Regions from separate parts of the Homo sapiens genome. Here regions 1, 2 and 4 are each linked to region 3. Evidence: chromatin loops called from intact Hi-C (ENCODE). Cell type or tissue: endothelial cell of umbilical vein. All regions are shown on one strand.

Evidence for each region. A loop is a pair of places that touch in the nucleus more often than their neighbours do. Peaks named below come from ENCODE experiments on the same cell type or tissue, not always from the same donor. Only the 100,000 strongest peaks of a DNase experiment are listed, where the experiment ranks them.
Region 1: a loop joins it to region 3, with 6 times the contacts of the local background. A loop is called at or near these places in 4 of 110 quality-filtered maps.
Region 2: a loop joins it to region 3, with 3 times the contacts of the local background. A loop is called at or near these places in 18 of 110 quality-filtered maps.
Region 4: it touches region 3 in a loop (6-fold over the local background); 2 of 110 quality-filtered maps call a loop at or near these places.

Annotation. Positions count from the first base shown.
Region 1 is chr1:65,954,199-65,962,198 of GRCh38, reverse strand. The region is part of intron 3 of PDE4B (phosphodiesterase 4B); the gene reads right to left. Among named protein-coding and RNA genes, the nearest start is that of PDE4B-AS1, 93 kb to the left of the region's middle. In endothelial cell of umbilical vein, a CTCF peak has its summit at 3,144 (motif pointing left); DNase peaks (open chromatin) are centred at 2,058 and 3,148.
Region 2 is chr1:66,433,750-66,441,749 of GRCh38, reverse strand. It overlaps LOC105378776 (a long non-coding RNA gene), which reads right to left. Exons shown (of 3, transcript XR_947467.2): 3 at 2,097-2,310. Among named protein-coding and RNA genes, the nearest start is that of SGIP1, 96 kb to the left of the region's middle. In endothelial cell of umbilical vein, a CTCF peak has its summit at 5,195; DNase peaks (open chromatin) are centred at 2,469, 3,139 and 5,229; H3K27ac peaks cover 2,404 bases.
Region 3 is chr1:66,347,075-66,355,074 of GRCh38, reverse strand. The region is part of intron 8 of PDE4B (phosphodiesterase 4B); the gene reads right to left. Among named protein-coding and RNA genes, the nearest start is that of SGIP1, 180 kb to the left of the region's middle. RefSeq lists enhancers at 1-489, 3,055-3,104, 3,115-3,204, 4,797-4,846. In endothelial cell of umbilical vein, no CTCF peak of the experiment used is centred here; DNase peaks (open chromatin) are centred at 444, 1,704, 4,814, 5,584 and 1 weaker place; H3K27ac peaks cover 7,482 bases.
Region 4 is chr1:66,530,109-66,538,108 of GRCh38, reverse strand. It overlaps SGIP1 (SH3GL interacting endocytic adaptor 1), which reads right to left and starts at 3,956. Exons shown (of 25, transcript NM_032291.4): 1 at 3,741-3,956. The coding sequence starts at 3,750. In endothelial cell of umbilical vein, no CTCF peak of the experiment used is centred here; DNase peaks (open chromatin) are centred at 4,098, 4,608 and 5,388; H3K4me3 peaks cover 3,653 bases; H3K27ac peaks cover 2,223 bases.

The DNA of each region.
Region 1 (8,000 bases), 390 kb after region 3:
CACTTCAGTGCAGTATTCAATCAATTACATGAGATATTCAATACTTTATTATAAAATAGGCTTTGTGGTAGATGATTTTGCCCAACCGTAGGCTAAAGTAAATGTTCTAAGCACATGTAAGGTAAGCTGGGCTAAGCTATGATGCTCTGTGGGTTACGTATATTAAGTGCATTTTCGACTAACAATATTTTCAACTTATAATGGGTTTATCAGGTTGTAATCTCATTATAAGTGGAGAAGCATCTGTGTTAAATCGCATGCTACAGACTCTTCAGCCGCACTTAACTGTTTGTTATTTACTGCGTATGTACCCCATGCTCTTTCAAGCCTTCATGCCTTTGTTTCTCGCAGGAAATTCTCTCTCCACTCCCAATCCATCTTCTCCTTCCTTAAGGAACTGATCCTCTATGGCATAACATGACACCTTCCCTAAGTAACTTCATGACACCTTCCCTAGGTACCTTTCATAAGCCCTCTGACATTACTACGCATTTTTCACTCATCTGTCTTCCCATTGAGTTATTATGCACCCTGCACTTGAAATAAGACAAACCGTTGCCTCACCAACTTATTGAATATGCTACCTTAGGAAAGCTATTTAGAGTCTCTGTATAATGGTGGATAATTATATTTATTTGGGAGGGTTGTAAGGACAAATATAGCACATGGCAAGTACTCAAAAAGTACTAATTATTATCTTTATTCTTATTATGAACACCTATAAAAGAGGAGCTATAAAATTATAATATTATAATAGATATCGTCTCTCAAAGAGACAATGGATTACATGGAAAACCCAATAATTTGTATGGTTTACCATAGCTTTCCTGCCATTTTGCAAACATACCAGGCACACATCCTCATTTCAAGGCCTTTGACTTTTTGTTCTCTCTGCCAATAACTCAGTTTTTCTAGACAGATGTATGGCTGGTTTCTTTCTTTCATTCAAGTCTTTGCTCAGTTTTTTCCCTCTTCAAAGAAGGCTTTTGGACAATTCCATCTAAAGTAGCAAGCCTCCACCATTCTCTAGCCATTTGCCTAGACTTTATTTTTCTCTATATTATTATGAAACATCCTACCTATGTGTGATCCACATATGTCACCTCTACAAATACAAGCTCCACGGGCAAAGGTTTCATCTGTTTTGTTTCTTGTCCAATCTCCAGTGCCTAAAACAGTGTACATTTAGGTCCCTAATAATTTTTTTAATGAATAAATGTTTGGACTTACCAGGAGTCCAAAAATGTTTTTTATTGATTTGAGCTAAGTTGATACATGCAAAAGTATATGCCATGTATCCAGTGGAAGTTGAGTTCAGAGAGAGGAGCCATTATAATGATTTTATATATTTACAAATCTTTACAGTTTATAAAGCATGTTCACAAGCTTTTTTCTGTTTACTCCTAAACTTCAAGCTTTCTAGAGATACCCAGTGGCCTCAGAAGACACTGCTCAAAATTGCAAATGTCTCTAAGTTAGAAACTGGTGCCCTTGACACAACGTAGGATAGCATTTAAAAATATGGTCATTATTTTTGAATGTGTATGTTTGAAAAAATATATTTTTATATATATTTTTAGCCTGGATAAATTGGTATTAGTCTTATCTTTCTTTCACAGATGATGAATCTGAGGCTCAGGGAATCTGCCTAAAGTCATGACCTAAAAAATGCAAAGCTCAGTCTAACATTCAAGGCTGTCTGACTCCTAAAGTGATGTTAAACCCAAAAGATACATTCCTTGGCCAAGAATAAAAAACTTTCAACCTCAGCAATCACAGACAATCTATTTCAGCAATCTCTTCTTGCCTAACTTTCTCTTTCTCAAAAGTTAATATAGAATGCTATCTTCCATATCCACCACCGACAGATAATGGAGATGGTGACCTATCATTCTTGCTAGTGCCTTGGGCTTCTTGGAACTGTGTTCTGCGAATTTACTGCGCTGCCACACAAAAGCAAATACTTCCTTCTCAGTCACCGATGCACTGATACAGTGAAACAACAACTCTAAAAGGAACTTCTGGAATCTCCCCCGCAGTTCCCCTGTTGAGAAAAAGATTCTCAGGCACAGGCATTAAACAATTGCTCAGACATAAAGAGCTAAAAATAGCAAATGCAATAATAAAATGTAGACTTTACAAAGCATTTTGTATTTTGTTAAGATAGCCTAGACCAAATCAAATATGTGAGCCAGGCACGTGGCTCATGCCCGTAATCCCTGCAGTTTAGGAGGCTCAGGAGGAAGAGAATTGCTTGAGCCCAGGAGTTTGAGACCAGCCTGAACAACATAAAAAGACCTCATCTCTACCAAAATAATAATAATCATATATGTGAAATAGACGTGGTAAGGGATAAAGGAACTCAACTATCAAAATTACTTTTTTACTGAATCGTCGAATTCAACCTGTTTTGCTGTTGATGGTGAGGCAGTGTGCAGTAGTGAGAAAGCCTGGGGATTTATTAATCAGCACCCTCTTCTGACCCTCATGAACTAAGGGGTGAGTTAGCCAACCCAAGCTTCTGCCTCCTCATCTGTAAAAATGGGGGTAATAATACCTACTTTACAGGATGATGTTATAAAAATAAATCTAAGTAGAGCAAATAAAGAATCTAAGCTATAATGAGTAGCCAGTAATGGTACTTAATATTAATGTTAATATTATTTTTGCACTCTCACCTCCCATCTGCAAATGAGTTAATTGACATGGACCTGGTGGTGTAGTCAGCAGCAGTTTTAATCTCTCATATCCGACAGGAAGCTCATGGACTTTGTGGGTTCTTTATCCTTTATGTCAAAATAGTACCCTACCTATTTCTCAGTAATATCATTGAAAAGCCCATTTAAAAAAATTCAGATTTCTAGAAAATTACCATACATACACACTATCAAACACAACAGTACCTAGTCTTCTCAGAATGAGGTGATTGTTACAGAATCAGAAACAATGAAGCAAATATAAAACATGTATAAATGCTAATCAGAGAGTATTGTTTTCAAAACTAAATTTCAATGAATGTCATGTAAGTGAAAAATAGACAAGGTCCACATTTATGCAATCCTCAAATGATTATCCATTTGAAAGAGATGTGCTGTATATTTAAACCTACACAAGGCACAGCGGTGTTAGCCTACAGGAAATTAACAGTGCAGCAATGCTGCCCTCTTGTGTTGGAAAATAAAACAAAAGAAAATATTTTATTTCTGCATCTGGGAAGCACAGAACACACTCAAATTTAAATGATTAAATACCTTCTGTAATACTTTTCTGATATGCAGTTACGAACATTTGTTTCAAAAGAAGTTTTAAATATAACTATATAAGTCATAACTACAGATACAAAACTGCAGATTACTGCAGATATACAACTGCAGATAAAACAGGTTAAAAAGATAAGGTAACACTATGGTATTTTGCGTGTGTGTATGTGTGTGCGCGCGCGCGCGCGCGTGTGTGTGTGTGTGTATCACATTATACCAACATACTAAAAAACTTAGTCAAAATGGACACATTATTAGAAAAAACATAACATTAAAACAGTATTAAGAATAAAGAGTAGGCTTTAAATAGGTTAAAAACGAATCACAGTTTTAAAAAATCTTCCCATGAAGAAAATATCAGACCCAGATATTGTATAGGTGAATCCTACCACATTATTTATAAATTTTAAACTCTTCCCCAAAAGATAAAAAGAGGGCACAATCTTCAAGTCACTCTAAGAGCCTACCATATCATTGATACTTTTTAAAATACCACAATGTGGGAAAAAAATATCAGTCAACTTCACTTATGAAACTAGATGCAAAAAAATTAAATAAAATATAGGCAAACTTTCCAAATATAAATTTAAAACCATAATAATATATCTTGACCAAGTTGAGCTTATTTTAGGAAGGAAAAGGCAGTTTATCATTAGAAAATATATTTATCACCATATCAATAAATTTTTTAAAAAAACCATCTCAATAAGTGCAGGGAAAAATATAATTTAAAAAAAATCCAACACAAGCATATTTTTAAAAATCTTATAAAGCTAAGAACGCAAAAAGCGCCCATAACCTAATCAAATGCATCTATAAAAAGCCTACAACAGACATAATCTGATTGCAATTCCCTGTACAATATGAAACAAGACGAGCATGACTATAATAGCACTTCTTTTCAGCACTGTACTAAACACCCAATACAATTACAAGAAAAAAATTAAAGGAGTAAAGATTAGAAGGGAAGAAACACAGTGTTAATATTTGCAGAAAATGGATTTTTATGTAAAACACAAAAGATTCTCAAGACAAGTTATTATGCATAATAATCAATAACAAACAGCTGGTTGTAATGTCAAAATATAAAATCTAATTTTATTTCCATGATCAGCCACAGATTGAAAATATATATTTTTAAAATATACTAGTTACAATAGTAGCAAAAGTGAAGTAATGTAACAAAGAGGAGCAAGACCTAAGAATAATAATTATAAATATTTTCTAAAGACTTTGACAGACCTAAATAAATCAAGAAATACAGAATGTTAATAGATAGGAAGACACAATACCAAAAAAATGCCAATTTCCAGAAATGGCTTTCTAAATTCAATACAATTACAATGAAAGTTATAACAGGTTTTCATAAAATTTAACCAGTGATTTTAAAATTTACATGATGAGTACAGGAGCAGGAAGAACTCACCATTTCTGAAGAGTGACAGAGTAGGAGAAAATGCCTTACTGATATAAATTACTAATTAGGCTCAGGGACAGACACACAGGCCAAACAAATAGAGAGCCCAGAATCAGACCCCTGCATAAATGATAGCTTGCTGTGTAACAGACATGGCATTGGAAATTACTGAGAGAAAGATCAGTCAACGAATGGTGGCGAACCTTAAAACTTTTAGAGAAAATATAGGAAAAGATATTTATAAAGTTGGGGTAGGAAAGGATTTTTTAAGCACAAAGCATTGACCATATAAAATAAAAGGGTGATGAAATTCAACTACATCAAAATGAAGAATGTTATCCACCAAGAAGCACCAGAAAGAGGGTAAAAAGACAAGCCAGCCTGAGACAAAATATTAGTATTTACATAAATGTAAAAATGCCTGCAAATCAGTAATAAAGAAGAAAAACAAAAGAGAACAAAAAAGCTAAACAGAGATGTCACAGAAAATAAAAAAATAAAGAGCAAATAAATATCTGAAAATTGTCCAGTCTTCAGTAAAGTCACAATGAGATACCTGTACATACCTACTAGATTGGCAAAAATTAAGTCTGACAATATCAAAGATCAGAGAGTACACAGATAAATAGGAACCTTTATACATGGCTGGTAGGAGTATAAATTTTCAATCACTTTCAAAAATAATTTGTTGTTTCCTGGTAAAGTTCAAGCTGAGCATACCCTCTAAGACAGCAATCACACCAATGACTGTCTCTTCTCCGGGTACATATGTGCAAGACTTTCTACGAAAAGAGACAGGTATACATAACATTTACAGTGATAGGAACAAAGGTGGCAGGATTATTTCAAGCTCCACCTCATTTCTCTCATTTACTATTCACGTATTTCGCGAACATTTACTGGAAGTTTGCTAGGTTATTGCAAAGTCACTGGAGAAGCAAACAATAAGGAAACTCTTAGAAACTCAAGAAACCGCAATCTATATCTATACTTCTTTCTATATCTACATCTAAAACAGTATATAATAGTTGTACTGTAATACTATGTGTGTGTATGTATGTGTGCCTGCAGACATGTACGTGTGTGTTTTAAATAAATTGGACTTGAGAACATGGAGGAAAGATTGATTTTGCTTGAAAAAGAAAATAATTGGTGGAAAGGCTTCAGAGATTGAAATCAAACTGTTAGCTAAACCAGCACCTTTTGTTTCCTGAATTAAAACAGGACCATTCACCCAAGGAACTAAAAATACTGCTCTTCAAAATGTGCTGAATTAAGACTTTCCCAAACCTTAAATATATCCCAGTAGTAAGACTGCAACTTTGGCAATTATACCAGCTCTCTCAGAGCCTCAGCATACCATTTATAGGTTACTGCTTCAGGTTAAATATCAGAGAGAATTTGCTGACAGTATAGAATGGCCCATATTTGAATAAATTGCTGAAGAAAACTGTGGAATCTTTTCAAAATTCTCTAAAAATATCCCAGCAGCTATCAATCTGGGACCTAAAGATGAATTTATGTGACTTCTGGATTTCATGTCCATACTTATTGCTTAATATGCTGAATTATAGTGGTAGCATATTTCTTTTTTAAAATTAAGAGCTTTCTTATTATCCCATATTTCAGCTCCTAATATATTCCAGGCGCTCTCTTAGGCCTCAGAAATGCAGAAAGCAGTAAAACACAGTCCTTGTCCTCAAAGAATCAGAGGCCAGCGTGAGAACAGCACGTAACCCTATAAATGACTGAAGAGCATGTTACTGTAGAAAGTTCAAAAGGGAATTGGGGCACCTTCCCCAGGAGGTGAAATGTGAGTCAGTTTTGAGTGACAAATACAGGTAAGCTGCTAGATAAACCAGAGAAAGGATAACACCCTGCTCTTGAGGAAGCAAGATGACGTACCAGAATGAACTCAATGTGAAGTAGACATGGGCTCGAATCCCAAATCTGTTACCCATGCAAATTTGGGCGACTTGCTTCAGTTTTTCACTTGTGTGAGTGTCAGTGTGCACACATGTGCCACTTGGTGCATTATGCTGTTGCGGTGAGTTCTATTACTATTTCTATGCTTTTGTTGTTGTTTTTCCAATAAGAGGAGAAAGACACATTTCTATGGGTAGAGAATGCAAAATCCCATAAAAGGGTTCCCTCAGAACTGCACTTGACTTTAGTGGATGTAGTATAAACTGTCCACGCCCTAGGGAAACACTTTTCTACATCTCTCTTCCCAGTCCTCAGAACAAAAGGTCTTTATGTGTCAGTGCCTGAAGGTTTACGGGACTGTGCTGAAACTAACATCTGAGATGGATGGACGGACAGGGCTCCAGGGTACAGGGAAGGATTTTGGTAAAAGAAAAGACAAAGTATTTACTCAATTCTGCCCTCTCTGACAGAACTAAAGCAGAAGATTCTTGTATAATAACACACCATTTTCCACAAGTGCCAAGCGTCTGTTTTCTTATGTCTCTGTGTTCTTGTTTGCGATTCTCAAGAGAATCACAAATTGATGCAGTATGAATTGTTGCTTGCCACTTATTATATGGCAGAAGTTTATAAAAACACTAACAATCTAGGTTTGGCTACTTCATTTTAAAAAAAATACAAAGTCTTTGCAAATATTTTGAACACTTTTTTCTAAATTGAAATAAACTACATGTGAGATGCAACAATAAAATATTTAAAAATTAGAAAAAGGAAATAGAAAATATTTATATGAACACAAAGGAATTCATGCACAAACAAATGAGAACCTGCAGACTGGTCATTCTTATTTAGAAATAGTATCAAATGTAGTGAGAGAACTGATCAAATTAAGCATCATACTTCTGTTTTTAAAATTTTCTTCTAATATTTCACCATTGAAAAGATTGGGGGAAAAAAGAAACTTAAGTAAAACTCTAGGCATCTAGATATTGATTTGTAGGTGTTGAAAAGCAAAATATACATAACAGTAATCACTTGCTTAAGTTAAATACTTGGTAATTTTTTTCTGAGATCATGATAAGATCATGATGAGATCATGCATCATAGACAATCCCCTTATAATGCATGAACGTGATATATAACTTAATAATCTATTTCTTAATCCAGTATTCTTTAAGAGTTTTAATGACAATTAGGTTGCTACTGCCTCAGTAGAACCAAGTTTCTCCAGACTGAAAATAATTTAAAAATATTAGCTAGGAACTACAGTAATTCAAGTATGGTGGCCTAGTTTGGCAATACTGTGTATAAGAAACAAGTTCTCTGAACCATATAACTCATGATTGTGCTGAAATACAGGAAAGAAAAATAAGTGTTATGAGATAAAAATAATTAAT
Region 2 (8,000 bases), 87 kb before region 3:
CTTCATAAGTTTTTTTTTGCTTTTATTTTAAGTTCAGGGGGACATGTGTACATGTACATATATGTACACATATACATATATACGTATATATACATACACATATACATTTATACACATATATACGTATATATGTATATATACACATATATACATATATGTATATATACACACATGTACCCTCTATATGTACACACACATATATACACACATATGTGTATATTAGCATTCTCTATATACACACATATACACATATGTGTATGTGTATAAATTCTTATATATGTACCATACATATGTGCATATATATACATACACAATGCACATATGTATGTATATGTATGCATGTATGTATACACAATTATACATATAAGAACACATATATGTATAAGTATACATATATGAACACATATACGTATAAGTATGCATATATGTACATATATGTATATGAGGGAGATATATAGTGTGTGGTGTGTGGAGTATATATACATATATGTATATTATGCACATATTCACATATGTGTGTATATGTGTATATACATGTATATTTATGTGCATATATACATATGTATGTATATGCATGTATATGTGTGTATATATGTATGTATATATGTTTGTATACAAATGTATGCATGTTTATACCACCACTCACTCTCTCCCTATATACACATGTATACCTATGTGTACATATGTGTATATGTATAAGTATGTACATATATGTATACAAACTGATACATGCATACATGTATACATACATATACATATGTATATACATAAGTGTACATTCCTATATGCACATATATGTATACATACTTATAAGTGTGTATGTGTATATATATATAGAGAGAGAGAGGTGATATATATAAACAGTCATTCATCTGCTACCTAATAATGGTTCAGTCAATGACCACACATATGACATTGGTCTTATGAATTATAATGTTGTGTTTTTGCTGTATCTTTTCTATGTTTAGATACATAAATACCTACCATTGTGTTACAATGGCCTACAGGATTCAGTACAGTAACATGCTGTACAGGTTTGTAGCCTAGGAGCAATAGGCTATACCATACAGCCAAGGTGTAAAGTAGGCTATACTACTTAGGTTTGTGTAAGTTCACTTTACAATGTTTGCATAATGATGAAATCACCTAATGATGCATTTCTCAAAATGTACCCCCATTGTTAAGAAATCTAGGACCATATATATATCTATATATATAGATATAGATATAGATATATACACACACATATTCAGTGCACTTCATCAAAGCAGTTGTATGTATGGATAATAAGACCTAGAAAAGATGATTAAAATCATCAATGATTAGATAAGACCTAGAAAAGATTATCAAAATCACCAATCAGCAATGAAATGCAAATTAAAACCACCATGAGATACCACCACTCACCTATTATGGCTAAAAATAGAAAAAACTGAAAATATCAAATATTGCAAACATACAGAGTTTAGTGCTAGTACAGAACCTGCAGCCAGTTCTCCAAACACATTTCTAATTTTCTGTCTTTTGTCTAAACACCCACATACCTAATTAGTGAATTCAAGTCTCAGGTAAATGCAATTAAAGGAGACCTGAGGATGTGGTCCTCTGCCTTTCAAGTAGGGAATGCTGAACAATTGAGGAACTTCAGAGACTGGGAAGTTTTGAGAGTTTAATGCACATTGAAGTTTCAGAGGGCTCCCAACATGGATCAGGATTTAGGGGGTTCCTAACTGAATTATATGTGAGGCTGCCCCAGGAAGAAGATAGAAAGGAAGATGCATTGAGATACATATCAACAGGACATATTTTCTTCCCTGGACTCTCAGTCTCCATGGTAGTTCAAATATTCATCATGAATGGAAGTTTGATATTATAACTCCAGTGTCTGTTAGGAAGAAGAAAGAAATTAAAGGGGGAACAGCTACTGTGTCATGGAGAAACACCAGATGTGTGTACCTGGTGAGAATGACTCAAAAGTGCCAGGAAAAATTTCAGGTAGCATTTTCAAACAATCAGGATAATAAATCAAGTATTTCAAAACACAATGACTTAAGCTGTTGTTTCTGGTTAATAACAACACCACAATTCAGCAAGACTGTAAATAATGATGATTTTACTTAAGCAATTGTATTTTTAGCTAGAGAAGTACACATTCAGCATTGAAATCATGGAAGTGAGAATTTGGAATTATGAATTGTTCTGGACGTAGTTCCTCTCTTGCCCTAGCACTCTTCAGCTTTCTTCCTTGGTCAAAATTGCAAGGCTGTCTTGAACAGTCCTTTTAACCATCTGGTGCTTCAGCTTTCTCCTCTGCAAAATAGAAAAAAAACTTTGTACTATTTGTTTACAAAGAGCATACTAGGTTTCTAATATGTATTTCTTAAATAAATTGATGGTTTGTTTTTGCCAGCATTAAAGCGCTATCCAGGTCACGCTGATGACCATAATCTTCCAGGGCCTCTAAACCCTGCAAAGGATGTAAACTAGTTCCTGATTCCAACTGTAAAACCCAACTTCCTCATTTCAGTATAAATGATACATTAACAATGAGTCAATACCATGAAAGTGTGCATTTCCTAATACTGACATGCTTTTCAAAATTTCTCAGTGCTTTTTCTTTCATTTTAAGTTGGGGAAAAATCAGCAGCCCTCTCGTCACTACTACTCTTTTATATGAGCAAAATGAGGCTCTAATGACTGAATAACTTGCTTAATTTTATATAACAAAGACCCTAGATCTATTGATCTTTCTTCTATCCAGGTACATTTATTAATAGAATTGCCAATCCTCTGTTAAGTCCTAGGACAAATAAAAGTGTCTGATGCTCCATTAAACCTGCTCTTGGTACCAGATGGTAGATGTGAACCTGTTGTAAAAATTGACTGAAGGAGTGGTAGGAGTCGTATTGATAAAGGAGTATGGCTGTCCAGACTGGTTTAATCCCTAGTCACTTGAATCATCCTGACGTGTTAAAAAACAAAACAAAACAACCAAGAGGATGAGTGCATCAGAGAGGAAGGATATGGAAGATTTGTTTAGTCTTAGAAGTAGCACATTAATGCCAAACAATAGGATGACTTCGACTCCGAAATAAATTTGAAGGAATTTGAATTCCCCTTTCGAATTCGAACGGGAAGGAGAAGGGAATGATTTGAAAAGATTTTCAGTGCAAATCTCTGCCTTTTGGGCCACCCATCCCAGCCAGGCTAGTCATGGTGAGATCCAGAGTTGGGGCTAGAGGAAGGGGCGTTGTTGAAAAATAACATGAGTCACAATCCAATGGAACAAAAATGTCATTTCTAGAATATGATATTTAAAAAAAATAAAATGGGAGAAGAAGATGCTCACCTGGGTGTACTAACTTTGTAGCCATAAAAGTTACACAACTGCTGCTTTGAAATGCATACCATCTCAAGGAGGCCTATAGGAAGTCCTGCCCCACATTTTGCTTGCCTACAGGGTCTGCTATTATAGATGCAGTTAGGAGATTAGAGCTGGCCATTTCTGGCCACATCCGTTATTGCCAACCACTATGAGAACATTTATAATTCTGAATCAGGATATAAGAATGAGACAGGCTCTAGAACACAGTTTCTATCTTTGGCACTATTGACATTTTGGGTCTGATAATTCTTTTTATGGAGAATTTTCCTGTGCATTGTAGGGTATTTAGCAGCATTCCTGGCCTCTGCCTGTTAAACACCATAAGTAGCTCCCCAATGGTGACAAACAGAAGATGTCTTCAAATATTGTCAAATGCCCTTTGGGAAGCAAAATCATCCCCAGTTGAGAACCACTGCCCTAAAACACTGTAGGCAATCTTTGTCACATCTTCCACACATAGAAAAACTTTTTGTTTTGTACAAATGTTTTCTCTACAAAACCTGGAGGGTGATCTGGGAATAGCTCAACAAAGTTCAGTGAAAAAAATTGTCACTCTTTATATTTATATCCTTATAGGAAAAATAAAATACAAGATGTTTAGAAAAATATCAAATATTAAATTTATATAAAGGTTCCAAATAAAATAATTTTAAAAAATTAGAAATTTGAACTTATTACCATTGACATATCTTTTTACCAACAGATACCATATTCAAAATAGCTATGCAAAACTCTGAGTAAGACTTCTTAATGATGATTGTTTCAAATTCCTAGTGGTGTGTATCAACAAGAACCTTCATTCCCACAATAAGATAATTTAAAAAATTAAAACCATTGTTTACAACTATTTGAAGATTTGCAACATTTGAAATTAAAGAACCTAATAGCTTATCCTTTTCTTATACTGACAAGTTAATGTTTAATTTTTTATGATAGAGCAAAGGTACTTTAAATTCAGACTTTTATGCTATCTAGCATTCCAAAATAATAACGAAGGTCTAATTTGTATATTGCATATGCATTGTAAGAGCAGTTGCCCTACAGCTAGCATGGAAACCACTAAATGGACTTTTTTGTCCATCTGCTGAAGATGAACAGGAGTATCTGATATATGTGAAAACAGATTCTGGGCTATCACGTGTTGCTGGGCAGACCAGAAATCCCCACCATGTTTCTGCACTCACTCATCCCCACTGGCCACATCTTGGGCTAAGCTCTAAGCTTCTGGGCAGCTGGACACAAACTACCTACTGATCCTCAGGCCTTACCTAGAATGGTCTGCGGTGCTAACTGCTAGGATGGATGGCTGCTGAGATGCCCATGCAGTAGAACACCTACCTTCTTGGCTGTGTGCATTCAGGGCATTATAGTGGAGAAATGCATGGTAAATGTGACTCATGGTGCCCACTGCCTCCTCTAGGGACTATGAGGGTGGTCCTTGGACTCCTACACTGCTCAGACCAGTCCCCAAGAAGACTCTGATGAGGCTTCTCTTGGCTAGAGGCACATTCTGAGAGCTGAGGAACGCAGTAATTCATAGCACACCTATAATCCGTTTGTGGCACACCAGTGTGATACTACATATAAGCTAGGAAGCTCTGCCTTAAAGAATTCTGCCTAGCCCTAAGGCACCCTGTGGCCCAAAGAGAGGCATGACTCACCTCAGATCACACCCTCAGTTAATACCAGAGCTGGAACCAGCAGCTAACTCTCTGGCTCCAGGCACCACAATCATGTCGATTCTTCATTTCATGCCTTTCTTCCTCCCACTGATGCATTCACCACAAACTCCTCATGTGCCTCACCTACTAATCAAAAACATTGGCTGGTCCAGCACCTACCACAAGGGGAGCAGTGTTTCTTAAGCTCTGTGGTGCATAAGAATAGAACTTTAAAAATATGTATATTTAACTGCTGTGTGTTTGTGGAGAAAGTTGAAGCAGGAAGAGGGAAGAGTGAAGCTTTATTATGGGAAGCACAAGTAGAATTTCCATTCTACTCCATCTAATTTCGCTGGCTGAGTACTAGGCTGAATACTAGATCTTGGTGAGCTTAAAAGAGATCTAGAAACCCAAAGCTACAAATATGGAAGAGTTTGAAAAGCAGGCTATTTTATCTATAAAAATAGAAGTGATTTCAGATGCTAGAAGGGAGTGTGCAGTGGTTTCTAAATTCTAGTGGACATGAGAATTTCACCAAGAACTTATTTGACTTACTTATACAAGTAATTATAAATCAGTTGATCTGGATCAAAGCCCACAGATCTGTGTTTTAACAAGCATTCTGAGATTATCTGATTGAGAATTGCTGAAATAGGAATAAGACCTTATAGCTTTAATGCACCGTATAATGTGGACATTGCAAGAAGCTAAGAGGAAAATAAATTTTTTAATTAAAAAATTCTAATTTCTCTAGGGCAATTCCTAGAATATAAATATTGTAAATTATTTCCTAAAACCAAACCAAAAAAAAAAACAAAATTTCTCTCTGCTCTTCTCCTCCACTTTCAGTCTATTCTGAAGCTAGGAGAAGGGCTGTCTTATGTTTGTCCTTAAATGAATGCAGGCCATTTATATAAAAACCACATCATAAGTGGAATAACCAAGTCACAAGCTTTCCTGGTCGTGTAAGTCTTTGACCTTTTGCTGTGCACCCCAGGCCCAAATACCAGTGCAATTCCCCTTGTTTTGATCAGCCTGATTAGACACATTTGTGCTAGGCTCTGCACCTCATAAAAGGCAAGGTAGATAGTATTATTTTAAAAAAAACAGGATAGAGATAGTGTGCTAGTAACAGCTTTTATGAATTGATGCTTGGAGCACCTCTCTCCAGTTGTGAGAGAGCCATGACCCCAAGATACAATATGGTAGAGCCCAGAATGTGGTCCCAGAAATGGGCTTATAAACACATCTGACCCAGAGTTAATAATTTTCTTCTCAAGGTCGTTTTAAATAAATCTTATATGTATGTGTGTTACGCACTATGCTGTATATGTGGGGTGTCTGTGTGTGTGTGCATGTGTGTGTGTGTGACTGATTACTACTGCTTTACTACTGGGAAAAGGGAACATTAAGGGTTCCTAGCATCCATGTCAAGTACTGTGGTGAATATTCATATTTATTTTCTTATTTGAGCCTCATAAAAGCTTTGTAAGGAAGATAGAGGTGATATTATTCAATGGAGATTTATATATTTAACATATCATATAACTTTGAACAGGTTATTAAACTCTTCTGAGCTTCTGGGGTTTTTTTAACCCATAAAATAAGGAGATTGGCATAACCAATCTCATGGTAACAAGATATCATAATCAACTTGTTCCAAATCACAAAGCTAGAAAAGGACTTGAACCCAGATCTTCTTTCTCCAGCATATAATCTTCTAAATGGCACTGCTTATCAAGAAGGACAACACAGCTGGGCATGGCGGCTCACGCCTGTAATCCCAGCACTTTGGGAGGCCAAGGTGGGTGGATCACCTGAGGTCAGGAGTTCAAGACCAGCCTGGCCAATGTGGTAAAACCCTGTCTCTACTAAAAATACAAAAATTAGCTGAGTGTGGTGGCAGGCGCCTGTAATCCCAGCTACTTGGGAGGCTGAGGCAGGAGAATCGCTTGAACTTGGGAGGCAGAGGTTGCAGTAAGCCAAGAGTATACCATTACACCATTGCCCTCCAGCCTGGGCAACAGGAGCGAAACTCCATCTCAAAAAAAAAAAAAAAAAAAAAAAAAAAAGGACAACACTAAGAAGAGCTAACTCTAACTGGAAACTCACAAATTTTGTTCAATCCAGGGAAATAAAGTCCAGAAATGCTCCCTGCACTGCTGTCCCTCTGAAGAGCCATGATAGACTATGTGGCCCAAACACCTTTCTGGGCCATGTGCCAGGGCTGTCCTGAGGAAGTCCTATGGCCTTGGATATTCCCATAAAGCTACATACTCAGAGTCTGAGTGTCAGGATGTGGTGGGAGTACCAGGTCGGCAGTAGCAGCCTTCCTACAGGATGGTCCTGCTCAGCCACAGAAGGTAAACACGAGTCTGCTGGAATTTTAAGGCAACCACATCTGCATCCAATAAGCCTTAGAGACAGTCTTTTTGTCTCATTTCTTTGAGGATGATGAAATGTTGCCCTTCTTGCAACACCCAATCATCAGTTATAAATCTTGCACATGGCAGAACAAGTCAAACTGCAAATTAGAAGACCCCATCCTAGTCCTAAATAATTGTGTGATCTTGGGAAAGTCATTTGACCTCTTAACTGCACAAAGAGAATTTGCCGGCTTGATTTCTCCTGAGTGTTGTGTGTCTTCACTACCATGCCCTTTGCTCAAATTCTGTTTTTCCTAATACACTCCCCATACCCTTCTCTACCCATTGTCTAAATTCCATTCTTTTTTTAAGCCCAGCTTTTCAAGTTCACTTCCTTTGTGACAGTCTTTTCTGATCATTCCTCTTGACCATGATCTCTTCTTTATACCTATCACTGTAGTCTGGCATACAGAATGACAGTTTCAACTTTTCTGCCTTTGTGGAGTGCTCATCTTGGAATCAACATTAACTCCCAGTGACATCACATGGTGTCTCTTAGTGGTTTTACATTTCTATATCCCCCACAAG
Region 3 (8,000 bases):
AGCATAGTACACTTAAATAAAATGTAATATAACATGCTCTTATTTCAAAATAAGAGGTCCCAGTGGGTTAAATGAACACACAAATCAAATTATTACAGATGTCCTGTACTTCACAAAAAAACACACAGAGGTACGTTTCACATTTTATCAAAGACACAGAACACAATCAAATTAACCCACCTTGATGTAACCCCAAGATACAGATAACAAATAATTTGCCTCAGGCATTTTGGAATGCTCTCCTTGCCACAATCCACAAATCCCTTTGAAAGAATTCACAGTTCTGAGAGAGCAATCCCGAAAGGATCAGGAAAGCCCTGCAGATTCAGTGATAAAATAATCAAAACTTAGAAAAGACAAAAACCTCCAAAATGTATGGCATTTCCTAAGCCAAACAAAGCCCATCTTCGCACTCCATTCTTGCAAGAAGCCTATGCTCCCTGCTTATTTCCTGGCAGAAGAGAGTAATGAAATCAGGAATTGCACGAAGGAGCAAGAGCCTGTCCAAATGTATTCAGCTGGCTGGTTTGAAGCACTTATGAATTATGAATAGCCCTGGTGGCCGAAGGGGTTTCCACTCTTCTACATTAGTCCTACTCAGCTGAACTCTGCAAGGAAGAAGAAATTCTTCTTTCCTGAGGAGTTGCCAGACTAGGAAACACAGCCATCTTTTAAAAAGGAGAAGATTAAAATGGAGGAAGCCCCATGAATATTTAAGTAAATCTGAAGTCAGTACCCTCCCCCATTTCAACTAGGTGTTCCTTAACCCTCTCTCTCCACTGCAGACCAGAATTCTGCAGATGCAGCCTCTGCACAAAAATCCAGCCGCTCTAATTGATCAAAGTGATGATGCATTTGATTAATCGATTTTCTGAACATTTAAGCAAACATTTAAAAAAGGTTAGGACCATGGCTGTTTTTAGACTAGGCTGCCAGTACACAAGAATTTTTGTGAACTAGCTTTTTGGAGGATTATTTGTCGCACACACCAAGCGTGTGCCAGTGCATTTAGCCTCTTTTCATAGTAAAATGAATGGGAATGGAATTAATTTATTTTATTTGAAAAGTACTTCCTATGCAGCATGTAAGTTTCTGCCCTCCATCAGCTCATTAATATGCATATTAGATTGCATTCGACAAATGTATTAAACTCTTTTAACCTTTCCATCTAGGATCCAGAGTGTGTTAGGAAATATGAACATTCATTTACTGAAAGAATGGTGAATTGTTTGAGATTTAGTGTTACATCTTCTAACTCACATTAGAAATCTGAGGATTTAAATTAATTTTTATTTTATTTTAGCAATCCAGGGCATGTTGAGAAAGTCATTCCTTCCCTGCAGGTTTCTCTCTCCCTTCTTCCCAGCCCCTCCCTTCTCCTTGTCAGCGTTAAAGCACAGGCAAGGGGAAACACTAGAGCTTTACTGCAGTGGGATTCCCCGCCCCAGGTTCACCCCATTTCCCTCCTCATCTTTCCCCTCTGTTACCCTACCCCTGTACTCCCAGGATTTATTTCATCTATAGCAAGTTGAAGGAATAGCAAAGCACCATGGCAACAGCCCCAACTTGCAATTGGCTCTTTTTCCTGTGAGGCATTCCCCTTTCAAATGAGCATCCGCATCCAACAATAGCTTTATTTCAAGCATCCAAGCCCGGAGTCATGCCATCGCCTGTGCCTAGGAGACCTGGCTTTTGGAGGTGAAGCCAATGCAAGCCAGTATTTCTGCCTGCTGGCTCACTGCACCAGGCATTGTTCTCAAAGATGTCCAATCATCCTCCTTCTGGGTAACCCTGCTTGCGTATGTGTGTGTGTTTCCCATGATACAATATGTTTGTAACCAGGCATCTCTGAATCAATCATCTCAGCTAGCATATTTTACTTATTGAACCTCTGTGCAATTTTGAATCCCAGGTGAATCACATGAATTCCAAATTATTTCGTTTTAAAGACACAACTGCTCAGTCACAATGGCCTCTCATTTTAAATCCTCAAAAGACAGGCACCTAGGCTGAAGACTCAGAAGCTGAAGAAAACAAGTTTATATGCTCTGACCGATAAGCTGAATTTTGGCAAAGAAGTGAACTTTAATTGGATCATTGTAAAAATATGTTGTAAAAAGCTTAGAGACAGATGATTTCTTCCATAATTTTCTCTGCACTAGACTTAGGCAAATATAACATTCAAACAATTGTCTCATTTTGGCTCCTTTAGTCTCTCTGAAATACTTAGGAATGTTTTAGAGTCAATCAGGTTTGTAGTAGTTCAATAATGCCCTTTTTTCACGTATTTGCCAACCATTTATTGAATACCTAAAATGACCAGGGAAAAGAGTGATGATATAGCAGTGAAAAAAAAACAAAGGAACAAACAAAAACTCTTTTCATGCTTTTAATCAGCTTTCATTCTAGTAGGAATAGATATATTAGGGCATGTTGTTTAACCACAACAGCAAACAGTCTAGAGAGGGTAGGACCAGTTCTTTACTAGCTATATCGGCAACTCTGCTCAGAAGATAGGAGCAGGTAGAAACTGAATCATAAAAGGCTATAAGAGGAAAGATTTCTCTGTTTATTTTCTTTCTATAGTCTTCCATTGCCACAGGACCCTGTTGGGATACATTGTCAATCACTTTCAATATGGAATCAGGGAGGTGGCTCTCAGCTGCAGGGCTGAAAATAAACCAAACTCCTCACCTTTCCCGCATAGTTTACTGAAGGGATCAGTGTACTCATGCAAGTCATTAACAGATGAATATCACCTTCCTCCTTCCCAGGCTTAAACTAATTCTCCTATGAGCCTTTTGCTAAGGGCACAGCAATGCTACCAAAAAACATAGTCATCTTAAGGCAACCATAAAACACACAACATGGCGAAGTATGCAAATGGAGGTCACTTAGTGTCAGAAACTAACCTAGTCCTTTAAATGTTGCTTAGCAACAACTGTTGGTTTTCCTCCTCCATAAGGGAGGGCCCAACCACACTGATGTGAAAGCAATCATTGCTCTCATCAAAAAGCACTTATGAAGGGCCCATTTATGTTGGGCTCTGTACAAACTAAGAAAGGCAGACATGGCCTTCAAGGAGCAGACGGCGGGGGGTGGAAGGGTATCTTTTACATTCTAGTATATGTAGAGTCCAGTTAGTATGACTAGTGTTTAACTGTGTGATGAGACACATTAAGAAATAGAATAGATATGAATTATGTTTGAAGTTAAGCCTGAGGAGACAGTTGAGGAGCTAGGCTTAGTTGGGCTTTCAGCATCTGACTCCCACATGGGAGTGTTTCTGTTGAGCCAGAGGCAGCCACAATGTAGTAGACAAATCTTGACTTTTCATTCTCAGCTCTCACTCTCCTGTGTAGTTACATCACCTCTCATGTGTAAAATGAGAATGATCAACCCTAACATTTCATACTTGTATGATAAATTCTGTGGCTGCCTCCTACAGTTTGGACACATTATTTACCAGCAACCAAGACTTCCCAGAAAACAAAACTCCCTCTACATGACTGAGGAAAACAACTCAAATTGAAAATGCTTCAGACCATAACAAAGGAAGGGAAGCATTTATCATCCCTCAGAGTTTCATAGTGTAAGACTTTTGGAATCTATTTATTAAGTTACACGTTTCATCCAGACTCGAAGGTAAAATAGCTCCTGGGTAAAACTGTGTCCCAAGGAGTTACTGGATTGGAAGGAAATGGGCATTATTTACTTTATTAAATTCAGTAGAGAAATCCACAAACAGGAACACATTATTTTAAAGATAAATGTGTCTCTACCATCTCATGTACACAGATACTATTTTCCCTAAGAATCTGCCTTCACAGGAAAACCCTGTTACAGCCTACCTAGAAATAATGTCCCCAGAGGAAATGGCCAATGCCCCTTTTCAACACAGACAAGCAAAATTTGTGAATAAACTCTAATAAAAAATTCCTCCGATGCCTTCTTAAGCTTATGCCCAACATTAGATTCACATACACTGCTAGAAATTGCTTCTATTTTTTGAAAAGGGAAGAAGGTATATTTTCTAGATATGTGATTTAATATTATTGGCCTAGAATATACCTTTTCTATAAAATTGTCTGATTTTTGGAATAAGTTCCTTTAATAGTGAAAAGTTATTTTAAAAGTAGAGAATAGGTAATAAAAGCTAAAATTCAATTACACTTGATAGGAACATTTTGTTTGATGGCTTCAATTTTTCTTTAGTTTTAACACTGCATACAGAGATTATTTCTTCTGAGCCAGTTTCTTCTGAAGTGATAGGACACTTCTTCACTTTTCTATATTTCTCATGGGAGAATTAGTTTGAGCTTTATGCAAAGATCCGCAGGCAAGATAGGCACTATCTTGGTAATGAGTTCTTAGTTAAACTAATCACATAGGAGGAGTGAACTGGAATGATCGCAGGCTCTTCTCAAATCTAAAATTTGGGGATTTTATGTTTTTGAGAATAAAACAGTCCAGAATAGTGATAACACAGGAAGCTAGTATAAAGCCCATGAAAGAGCTTCTTCTAAGACTAATTTAGGCCTGTTGAGGGTGACCTGAAAATCACTTAGGAGTGACTCCTAAGTGATTAAAACTATTCTTCACCCTATCAAAGACTAGCTAAAGCAGGTACCTTCCTCTCATGGATAACCTCAGGATGAGGTCAGTAGGAGAAAACTGTAAGAACAGAGAATAAAAAGGTGTCAAAGAGAGGAAGGCAGCCCCAGCAGTTAGTTACTCTTGTGGGTGGCCGTCTACGCAGGAGCCCAGCTGTGAGACAGGCGCCTTATTGTGTGGGATCTTCCTGTTTTTGCAGAATGAAACAACTGCCGAAGTCATTAAAGTCACAATGACTTTATTAGGGACTAACTTTTGACTCATGTTTTATACTTTGTTAGTCATAACTTAAAAAGAATTCCCGGGCATCAGGAAAGTGAAGGGGCTGAAAATTCCTCCTGAAGGCACAGAATGCCTTCAGTGCATTCTGTGCCTTCAGTGGTAGAAAGAAGTCGAAACTGCAGTGGTACAGTTTAGTGAGAAATGAAGTAAACAGAGTCTGTCCCTGTCTTAGCTCTGGCCCTAAGCAAATATGTAATCTTGGGTAAGCTGAATTAACTTCTTGGGGCTCAGTTTCTTTAGTGGTAAAATGGCTAGCTTCTAATCTTCCTTTTGACTTTCAGGAATTTTGCATGGGAAGAAATGAAGACCCAAAGAAGTAAAGCAAATCTAAGTTTTAAATGAAAAAGAAATAAACAGAATGAGGGATATAGTGTGCTTGTCTAAAACTCCTTATGAAACTAACAATTTCCACAATTCTTAACATTTCAGATTATTTGACAATGTGCATCTCATCTCTTCCCTCCTTTTTGTGTTTCCCTATAAACTCTACCAATCATTTGAAACTTGATGTCCAGTTTCTTTATTGACAGGTTTGTCTTATTTGAAAAGCAAGTGCAATTGAATTGAGTTGGTAACATGGTCAAAGAAGTAATAATGGACATGCAATTGTCCATTAACGTCTGCTTAATCAGCTAGTGTTCCATAATGGGTCATCTTAGCAAACAAGTTCTGCTGTACTAACATCTGCAGCAAACCTTTGGTGTGCCAGGGAACAAACACAGTGAGATCATTCTCACTGTCCATGTGCCAAATCAGAAAGAAACTCTTCTAAACATGTTAGAATTGAGTGCTTCTTGTCTTAACTGCTCAGCAACGTAGTAATCAATAGGTAAGTATACAACGAAAAACAAGCATGAATATATCTACCATTATTCTGCATCAAAAATTATGATGAAGCAACAATAGAATCAATTCTACTTGCTAGTTAGAGGACAAGTCTCTGCTCAAGTGACATATTAAAAGGCAAAGCAGGGAAAAACCATTAATGCCTTCATACAGAATTGAAAAATATCAAAAGATCAAACAAATTTGAATATAGCTGCTCTATAACTAATCTCCTAAATGAGATTAGGGCTTGAACAGCTCCCCAAATTATTACATATTTCTTCCTATCTATCTAACCCTTTTCTGCTGTCCATTTTTCTCAGAATTTCTGAAAACTTCTCAAGAGATGATATAACACACATTATTGGAACACTAAAAAATTGACGTTTCCTAGACCCAAAGTGATTCCCATAAGAATGTTTATAGCAATTTCTCATGATCCAACATTCTCTCAACTCTGAAAGTTGCTGCAGTGATGTAATCAAATGGACAAAAGATACTGTAACTATTTATACCTAAAGACTGATACATTCACTATGCATTTTAAACTATATATATAATATTTATAAACTATATTATGTTTCCACATATATAAGGTTGCCAGATTTAGCAAATAAAAATTCGGGGCACCTAGTTAAATTTGAATTTCAGATAAAGAAGAATTTTCTTTATCTTTTTTTTTTTTTAACTGTAAGTATGGTCCTGATATTGCATGTGCAAATAGCCTATGAAGAGATTGGATTTCCAGGCCATACACTCATTATATATGTTAAGTTTAGGGGCACTGTATATTTTTAGATAATTTAAACTTTTCAAAATTTTCTTTTTGACAGAGGACTTTTCTTCCAATGAGAAACGTAAGACCTAAAACTGTTCCTGGAGCATCACAATTTCATTTCATATACTTGATCCTTCCCTTTTAATTTGTCTGTTAATAGAGAAAGACAAAAAAAGGAACTTTGAAGATTTGAGATGATGATCTGATAATTAAATTTAGCAGAAACCTTTTTCAACAGATGACAAAAATCATCATAGTAACTGAGAAAAATCAAGGAATCAAGGTACATTATTCAGTCACTCTTTTGTTTTTCCTTTTAAGCCTTTCTACAACTTTTTCTGTACAGGTATAACGGCTAATATTTAACTGAAAGCTTCTAGAGTCAATTCTAAGGCCACAGGGCATTAATATGATTCCAAAGTAGATGACAAAGGTTTATTTTGAAACATTTCGCAGCTAGAAGCTCTACAACTTATAGTATTTTTCAGCAATCAGAACACTTACTGTGGATCAGACCCACAGACCATCCAGTCTAGTGTCCTTTCCTGACTAGTGAAAAATAACACCTATGTTTTAGGACCTTCATATCTGACATGAAAGTAGTTACACAGAACAGGGAAACTACCACTCAAATATTATACTTTCTTTTCATAACCCTTACGTATTGGTCATGATTCTCTTTAAGAAGTTAATTCCATTTTCAGTCTATAGTACCTCTTAGGTTGTTTTAAATCCTGCCTTATTGAAGTTTCTAATATTTTTTGCAGCTACAAAAATCTATCATAGCTTGTTTTTGAGATTATTACTCTACCCCTTAAAAATACCATGTAGAATACATTGTATTTATTATTAATTGTATTGATTTCAGCTAGTGACTTTCATACATCCCTTGAGGTAAAAGACAATGGAATGCTTCAAAACCTGCCTTGGGAATTGCCACTTCTAGATTAGCGATTTCTCAGGGCTGGGACAGCCTATTAATCTGGCAATTTTCAAGATCAACTCTAGGGCCTATCAAAAAAATAAAAGAAAGCTTTGGACTACATAGATCTATCCTTTCCTTCCCTGAAAGCATATATATTATTATCTGTTTTGATATTTCAGTAATCCCTAAGCTAGAGTATGCACCGGCAAATTGAGGAAAATTTGTAACAGGTTGGAGGTTTGCACACATAAACTATTAACTAAAACTATAAAAGATGAAAATAGTTTCATAACATAAAATAGACATAAATTTCATAGACAGCTATTTCTTATGCAATTTTATCCTATTAAAAAAGGTAGTTGGGCTTGTTATGTATTTTGTGTTTTCCATTATTAGCTATCATAATTTAGAAGAGATGGAGAGATGCTTTGAACAACAATGCACCTCAAGATGCATAGGTTTGTTAGGTTCACGGAAGGTTTATAGAGGCAGCTTCTACTGCAAACATGAAGTAGAGGGAGTGCTGGTTGCAGGTTTGCCTTACCAGTGACCTCAGCTAACCCAACGTCATAACAG
Region 4 (8,000 bases), 180 kb before region 3:
TTTAGTTACTCTTCAATTATGCAAAATTTTTTAAATAATGATTTTGGACATAAAAGGCATTAATAAGAAGTTAAAGAGTATAGTTCTGTCAATATTCATATTTAAAACAGAGAGACACAGAATATGCAACCAAAGGCACTACAGCCTATTTTTCAATTAGGTTAACATGCCCAACCTGATGCAAAGCAAAACTAAGAGGTTCCTAGAGGGTCAAAAACATGAGCTTTGTGGTTAAATGGATGTAGGTTCAAATTTCACTCCACCATTTTTTTGCCTCAATGCATTATTTTTACTTTTGAAAGGTAGAAAAGGACTGAAAAAAGCACCGTATATACAATATACTTAGTTTCAGGTTATTATGAGTAGTAAATATAATAAAATATATTAAATTATCCTGAATATTGTAATTAAACCCAGTAAGCCCTTAAAAATATTTGCTTGTTAATTTTTTAAATTGTCATATAAAATGAAACCATTGGCACCCAGAAACTTATCTTTCTAGTATAGCACCTAAGAGCCTGAATATGGAACTAAAAACGCAAAACGCCTTCAGTTGGGCCTACGTGAACAAGGAAAGTACTTTCTAGACACCCTCACAAATAGACAGATAGCCCAAGAAACTCTGACTTAGTTCCAGTTATCTTAGAAAGGATAGCTAAAGAATGCCATTTTCAAACTTTAATAATAATATATCAAAAAATAGTCCTTGAATAGTTGCCCTAACCACATAGACTTCATTGTAAGCTTAGCCAATATGTACACTCCATAGTTAATAATTCCCTTTGCTCATCATCTTTCCTTTCATATTTATACTACAGAAGGCTCCAGATCATGTGGCTTTCTTTAGAAAAGAAACAACTCAATGCCAACCACTGCCAAAAGATAAAGTATGCAGGAAGCAGCAAATCAAGTCCCCTAAAATATGTTTTTTAATTAAAATATGTTAAAAGAACCATGGAGCCACAAACCACTAATCACCTGCTTGTGGTCCCTGGGGAATTATTTCGTTGACTTCCACAAAATTAGGATCACTGAGGAGGTAGTAACATTTATCATCTATGATTGGATGGATTTCCAATAGGCATTGAATGAATGGAGCCTATATCCTGTTCCACACAAACAAAACGTAGTTTACTATGACCCATTCTGCTGAATATTTGTTTACTCTTGCTTTACACAAAGTAGAGAAGTGCCTTTGAAAAGTTGCCATGGCCATGCTTTTTCTGAGCAGCAGACTAAAACACTTTAGCAATATAGAAATGTACAGCCACACGAGTGCAAATATATGTTTTCTTCCTTTCCAGAAATGTGTTTGGGTGGATGACTCTGTGTGTGTGTGAGACACACTAGTTCAGAAGAAATATGATTTTAACTAGATGTTTGGTAGCACATTCTCAGAGTCCACTAATGTTTCAACGAAGAGCTGCCATGACAAATTTGGGGTGCCTTTTATGAGGTTCCTTATCTTTCCAAGGTTATTGTGGTAGATGTACAGAGGCTGGCAATCTCTAGAGATGAGTTAAGTTGAAATAATAATTATATACCACACCTTCAGAATAAGAGCAATTCAGAGGTGAAATTCTGCCATGCAATACCAGAAACATGAATGTATATTGCCAAAAAGACTGTCAACTAAGTTGGAAGGCAACTGATAGCAAATTGATTTTTGGTTAAACTCCTATTTGCCTTTCTAAGGTCACCGAACTATTAAGATAATAAGGCTTAAAAACATTTAAGTAGGAGCTATGGGTAGAAATAAATGTTAATTTCATTTAGCTATTTAAGCCAGTGGGAACACCTGTCCAATTTCTCTTGCAAAAGATCTGGTGAAAGACAACTGTATCCATAGTATAATTCATACTAATTCATACCAGTGCTAAGATAACATTGTTCATTAGATAAATTTGGCAAACCCAGAGCAATAGTGCTAATTCAGCTCCAGCACAAGTCTTTGTTGCAGTTCTCATTTTGGTTTAGGCAGCCTGGATAAGCTTATCACAGAGCTTTGAACTGACATTCTTGGATGGCACAATAGACCATATTACCAGGAGAATCATTCATGAGCATCAAAAAACGTTACAACCTTCAAAGAAGATACTTTAGTGCCATGGTTTGCAAGGCAAGAAGTGAAAAGAAAGAGCATCCAATTCTCTATGCAACACTGAAATCTAATCAGAATGTGTGCAGATGCATTTTTAAGAAAGCTATATGAAGTTGAGCTGGAGAAATACAGTACCTCTACAGGCAAGATATTTTTTCTGAAGAAGATAATCCACATGAGCTTTTAATTGAAAAGTGCATAAATAACACTCTGTCTTGCCTTGTTATTCAAAGATTAAATCAATTTTGAATTAATGAAAATGATTTAATCTGAGAGTGTTAGCAATCTCAATTTATTTAGGCCTGGATTTAAAGGGCTAGCTTGAGAGCCTTTTGCAAACAAGACTCAGCTCCATAACAAAATCATACCCAACCTCTCTTTTAAGGCTATCTTCTAAAATCTGTGGGTTTTGACTCTAGAATTCTTCACTCCCCCAAATCACATTAACAATGTTTGACATGATGACAGGGAGAGCAAAAAGAATTCATTTCTGCCAAATAAGTACAGGCTACACTGCTGTTTTTATGAAACCTTCCTCCTCTTATTCCATTTTGGTAAATTTCTAAGGAATAGTTAAAATCCGTAGGACAAACCTTGGCTTAAGAGGTGGCCTCTCTGCCATTTTCATGGCTGATTTGAGACCCATTATGCACTCAATTCTGCATTGTGAAATCCAGGCTGGGGACAAATTTCTGCCTGTCATCTTAGGAAAGGCCAGGAGTTTTGCACCATCCTATAGTGTGAAAACAGAAAATCAAAGCCTGCATAGAGCTGCTTGCTTCTTTCCTGATCAGCTTGCTGCTTTTTGGAGACAATCTTGGCTGTCACAGTGTCAGACTGGGAAGGGTAATTTAGCAGAATAAAATATAGTTTAAATAGCATCTCTCCAGGGAAAGTTCCTCCTTACACTCAATATTGAATATGCGAAAAGATCATCAGCAAATAATCATTTGATACTTGGCTAAAATCCATTGGACAGGGAAAGCATTTAGGGAGCACAAAATTCTTTTTTAACCTGATAAGACCCCGAATCAGGAGGCAAGAGGCCCGGATATTTTCCTTATATTTTTCATTCTGTTGCAATGACATTCTCATACAACTACAGTTTATGGACCAAATTTGCTGCCCTCCCCATCCCAATAATATGATGTAAACTGCAGAGATAAAAATACCTTATGAGAATTTTTACAATTTTAAACAGTTCACTGAAAATGTCTGTATGGATAACTCTGTTAATGACCTCTCCTGTCTAATGTCAATTTCAGAAAACAAGTTTCCATTGTAAATGTTTAATCAGTGTAGTCCCAGGAACCCAGAACAGAAAACCTTATCTTCTCGCCCAACTTATTTGCTCTGCAAGCTCTTTCCTAGCTCCATCTCAGCTCCCTGCAAACACTTTAGGCTTTTCTCTCTCAAAGGAGCTGGGAGCTCTGTAGGTTCTGAGCTAGGCAGCAGCCCTGTGGTTTGATTCCATTAGTCTGAGCCCAGATCCACTGCAAGCAAACTGCAGCATTTCTGCTTGCAAAACATTGGCAACCAGGTTCTAGAACCGCCACATACACTGGCTGCACATATTCTTTAATGCTGTTCTGCCCAAACCTTGCCTGAAGCCAGTCAACCATAGCAGAAAGCATCCTACCTTCCATCATGGTGGCAGAATTGCATTCCTTAATTTCCAAGGAGTCTGAAAAAACACAGGAGGATACGATTCCAGGTCCCAGCTAAGTCCTCACCACGCCGCTGCTGAGGTCTATTCCGTCCGCTGTCAAAGCCAAAGGAGATAAGTGTTAAGCCAAAAGACAGGCCATGGATGCTGCTGGTGCTTCTTCACCTACAGGCAGGCTACCAAGAAGATGCTGAGAGAAAGGGAGAGGAACGGCAAGCTGGCCGAGCTGCACCGCCTGCGCTGCCTCGGCCAATCCCTTCAGCTTTGGACCGCGTCACATGGTAGCCAGCCTGCATCTCCTGACACAATACCCCCGGAGAGCACACAGAACCTATTTCCCGTCCCCATTCCCCTCCACCCCCATCGCCTCCCGCTTGTCACCAAATACACAGCCCCTTCCCCACCTGGTGACGCACTTCCCCCGCCCCTCCTCGTCGTCTCCTTAAGCTTACAGAAGCGGCTGGGTGCCCGAGATTAGTTATCAAGGGCTGCCACCTTAACAGGGGACTCTGGCGTGAAAGCAGCACCTAAGTGGCTCGCTGCGGAGGGGGTTCTTTTCTTTTTCTTTCTTTCTTTCTTTTTTTGTTTTTTTAAGAAAAACTTAATAATTCCGTGCAGCCGGAAATCTTAGCAACACACTTCTAAGCTCCCATTCCGGTGTCCTTTTACCCTGAAGGAATTCCAAATGTCAGTGTCTGTGGCCTCCGTGCACATCTGTGCGTCTCTCTCTCTCTCCGTCTCTCTTTCTCCCCTCCCATCCTTCATTCAAGAGAGAAAAATCAATCCGACTGACGTCACATCATAAACATCCCCAAAAGGATGATGCAGAAGAAATTTCACCCCAGCTGCCTTCGTGAGAGCCAGGGAATTAATTGCGCATGACATGCTGAAGGGCTGGGAACTGTCATTAAAACAAAGAAACAAAAGAACCCACCCGAGTGGGGCTCTGGAATCAAACTGGCAACGCTCGAGATCGTTTCTGGGGCGGGAGGCTGGAAAGGGGAGCAGGCAGGGAGCGGAAGCCTGAGCCCGACCAAAGACAGCTGTGCACGCCGGCTCCCTCCCACTCCAACCTGGGCTCGCCGTCCGGGCTACAGACGGGACCCTGCGGGGCGCCCTTCGACGACCGAGTTCGAGTCCCGCCGCCACCGCGTCCTCCCCGCCGAGCGCACACGGGAGCGGCCTCGCTTCCCCAGGTGGGGAGCTTTTCTCGCAACCGACTGGGGCTGCAGCTGCCAACTGCAGTCTCTGTAGGAAACAAACTTTCTCCTAAATGACACGTTTCTCCGCGACGCGCCTCCTGCATCTGGAGTCGCCTTCAAGCCTATTCATTCACCCAAGTGGAAACCTGGAGGGAGGCAGTTGTGCCTGGTTGTGGCGGAGCCCAGGGTTTTGAAGCTGCCAGGAATGGGATCTGGGGGCTGTGTAGTTGCCTAAGTGGGAAGTTGTGTCACTGGGCCCGGTTGGGTTCAGTCTGTCACCTGACTGCTCTCCAGAGACCATGGAGCCTTTCAGAAGGGCCCAGCCCTGGGGGATCTACGACCCTTGGTTCCCTTCAAGAAAGCTCAGACAGCGAAGGAAGAAAAGGGCAGGGCAGCCTATGAGAGAGAGAAGGCAGAGAAAAAGGAAAGGAGATGGGAGGAAAGGGAACGCCTTCTTTAGAACTCAGGAAAAACAACATCAGAAGTGGGCATTTCTCCCTGTATAATCTCACAGTATGACCAGGAGAAAAGCTGTTACAATAGAGAGCAATTGTGAGCATCCAATGAAAATGTACTCAAAATAACTGGAAGAAGATGCATGGTATGATCAGGGTTGAGCCTGTAATGTATTATTAATCATTTCTATTAGCAATATACTCATGAACTTTTTCTATTGCTCAGCCCTGGACATGGCCTAGCTCTTTCTACCAAAGCAAATATGACGTACTGGTGACTGACTGAAGTAGCATATTAATAGTTGAAAAGCAAAACACAGCTCCTTAGCAATTTAGAAGTTTTGAAAAACCCATTGTTCTCCCTAAGGACACATACTTCAGTGGCCTCTAAATTTTAAAATGAAATTCTTCAGGGAGATACAAATACTTGTGACTTTTTTCTTATGTCTCTAAGACAGTTAAATTTTAAAAGGGGAATGAATTCCTAAGTAAAACCTGCCTTGAGTACAACTTACACTGCTCTGAAAACTGGAGGGGTATTATTGCAAAAAGGATTGATTTGTGTGTGTGTGTGTGCATGTGTGTGTGTGTTTAGCAAATGTTTTGTAATGATTAAGAACATTGATGGGTATTCGTGTCAAATAGATGGGCACCAAGTTTTGTTTGTGCCACATAATGAGCTCTGTGACTCTGAGCAATTTATGTAATTCTCTGTGCCTCACAGTTTTCTTATCCTGAAATGGAGAGAATAATAATGCCAAGTTAATTGAGCTATAAATGGTAATAATAACAAACCTGTATTAATGGCTTACTATGTGCCAGACAGTATTCAAATACTCTGCTAGTAAATTACTTAGCATTTTGTCTGGAGCATAATAAGACCTGCATGTTAGCTTTTTAGTATTAGTATTATTACTACCAAAGGGCTGGCAGATGCATCAAAGAAGTTTGCAGCCAACTGGGAGTTGTACCAAATGCACAGAGAACAAGTTAGTGAAAGACCAGGTGATGCATCCAAAGATGTAACATGTTGGAGATTTCTGAAAGGCTGCTAAGTAGGAAATCAAAATCTAATGAGGTTAATTAGGAAAGACTTTTTTTTTTTTTTTACAGAGGTGAAATTTCAGAGTTCAGAACTTAATTGGAATGGGCTTGAAGTGGTAGTTCTAAAGAATATAGGGAGTTGTAAGTAAGAAAAAAGTATCATGTAAAATCTGGAGGTGAGTGCAAGCACTGAGGTGCAGGAGTGGGGGCCATTGTTAGGATGTAAGGGAAAGGTGGAGAAACCCAGGCTGCCTGCCTTCTTCCTCCCAATGTAAGTTTTACAGTGTGTTAGAGCAATCCTCTCAGATAGGTTTGGTATGGGTACACTTCAAGTTTTTTTAGACTTGCAGCAACTATCTAGAGACAGCAAGTCAATGGAAAGATTCTTTTGGTCAATGACTATTTATAGGAAAAGCAGAAGTTTGTAGATATTGTCAGAAAGGGATGTGTATTTCAAGGTGGTAAAGCTAATCCCAAAGGCTAAACTTCACCGCAACTTCATCAGTTGTGTGTATTTTATCCTTTAAAAAGAAGATGCTATTACCAATAGCATATCCAATAGAACATCCAATGAATGAAGTTCTGTTTCAATAAAATTTGCTCAAATATGTAATCAAAAGAGATTATCCTAATTGTGGTGTTTTCTCATAGGTTTTTTTCTTTTTATTTTCTTCTTCTTCTTTTTTTTTTTTTTTTTTTTTTTTTTTGAGACAGTCTCACTCTGTTGCCCAGGCTGTAGTGCAGTGGTGAGATCTTGGCTCATTACAGCCTCCACCTCCTGGGTTCAAGCTATTCTCCTGCCTCAGCCAACTGAGTAGCTGGGATTACAGTCATGCCCCACCATGTCCACCTGATTTTTTTTTTTTTTTTTTAGTAGAAAGGGGTTTCACCATGTTGGCCAGGCTGGTCTCGGTCTCCCGACCTCAAGTGATCCACTAGCCTCGGCCTCCCAAAGTGCTGGGATTACAGGTGTGGGTCACCATGCCTGGCCTCTCATAGGTTTTTGAAAAAAAAATTGTTTTGATCAAGAACAAAGACAATACTTTAGGTTGTGGTTCAAATTTTATCACTTCATCGTATAATTTTTGCTTGCCAGCAAGGGCAAAGGAGAATATCTAGCCTCCAAAACCATGGAATACTTTTTGCAATTCTGAAATGAAAGTCAAATGGTATATGGAAAAGATTGGGTAAATAACTGACTTGCATCAAAGTGCAAGAATTGCTCAGGAGTTCAGCTCAGGATGTGAATGTCAACCCAGATCATACCAGGCTCTGATATGGTACTTATGACTGGTCCAAGACCAAAAACTAAATTGCTGAAGTCACTAGACATTCAACATTTTTTCTAAAATAACATTTGTATGGTAGTAATGGCTGATTACATAGTGTTTCAGAATGAAATCTTATTATATTCCTACTATAAAAGCTGAGCTTCTTCACTATCTCCCAATTTTAGGTTGAAGGGGAAATTTGTTTATATTTTAGAAAGAGAAAGAAGACAATGAGAATTGAGTCACAAAGAAAGGAGGAAA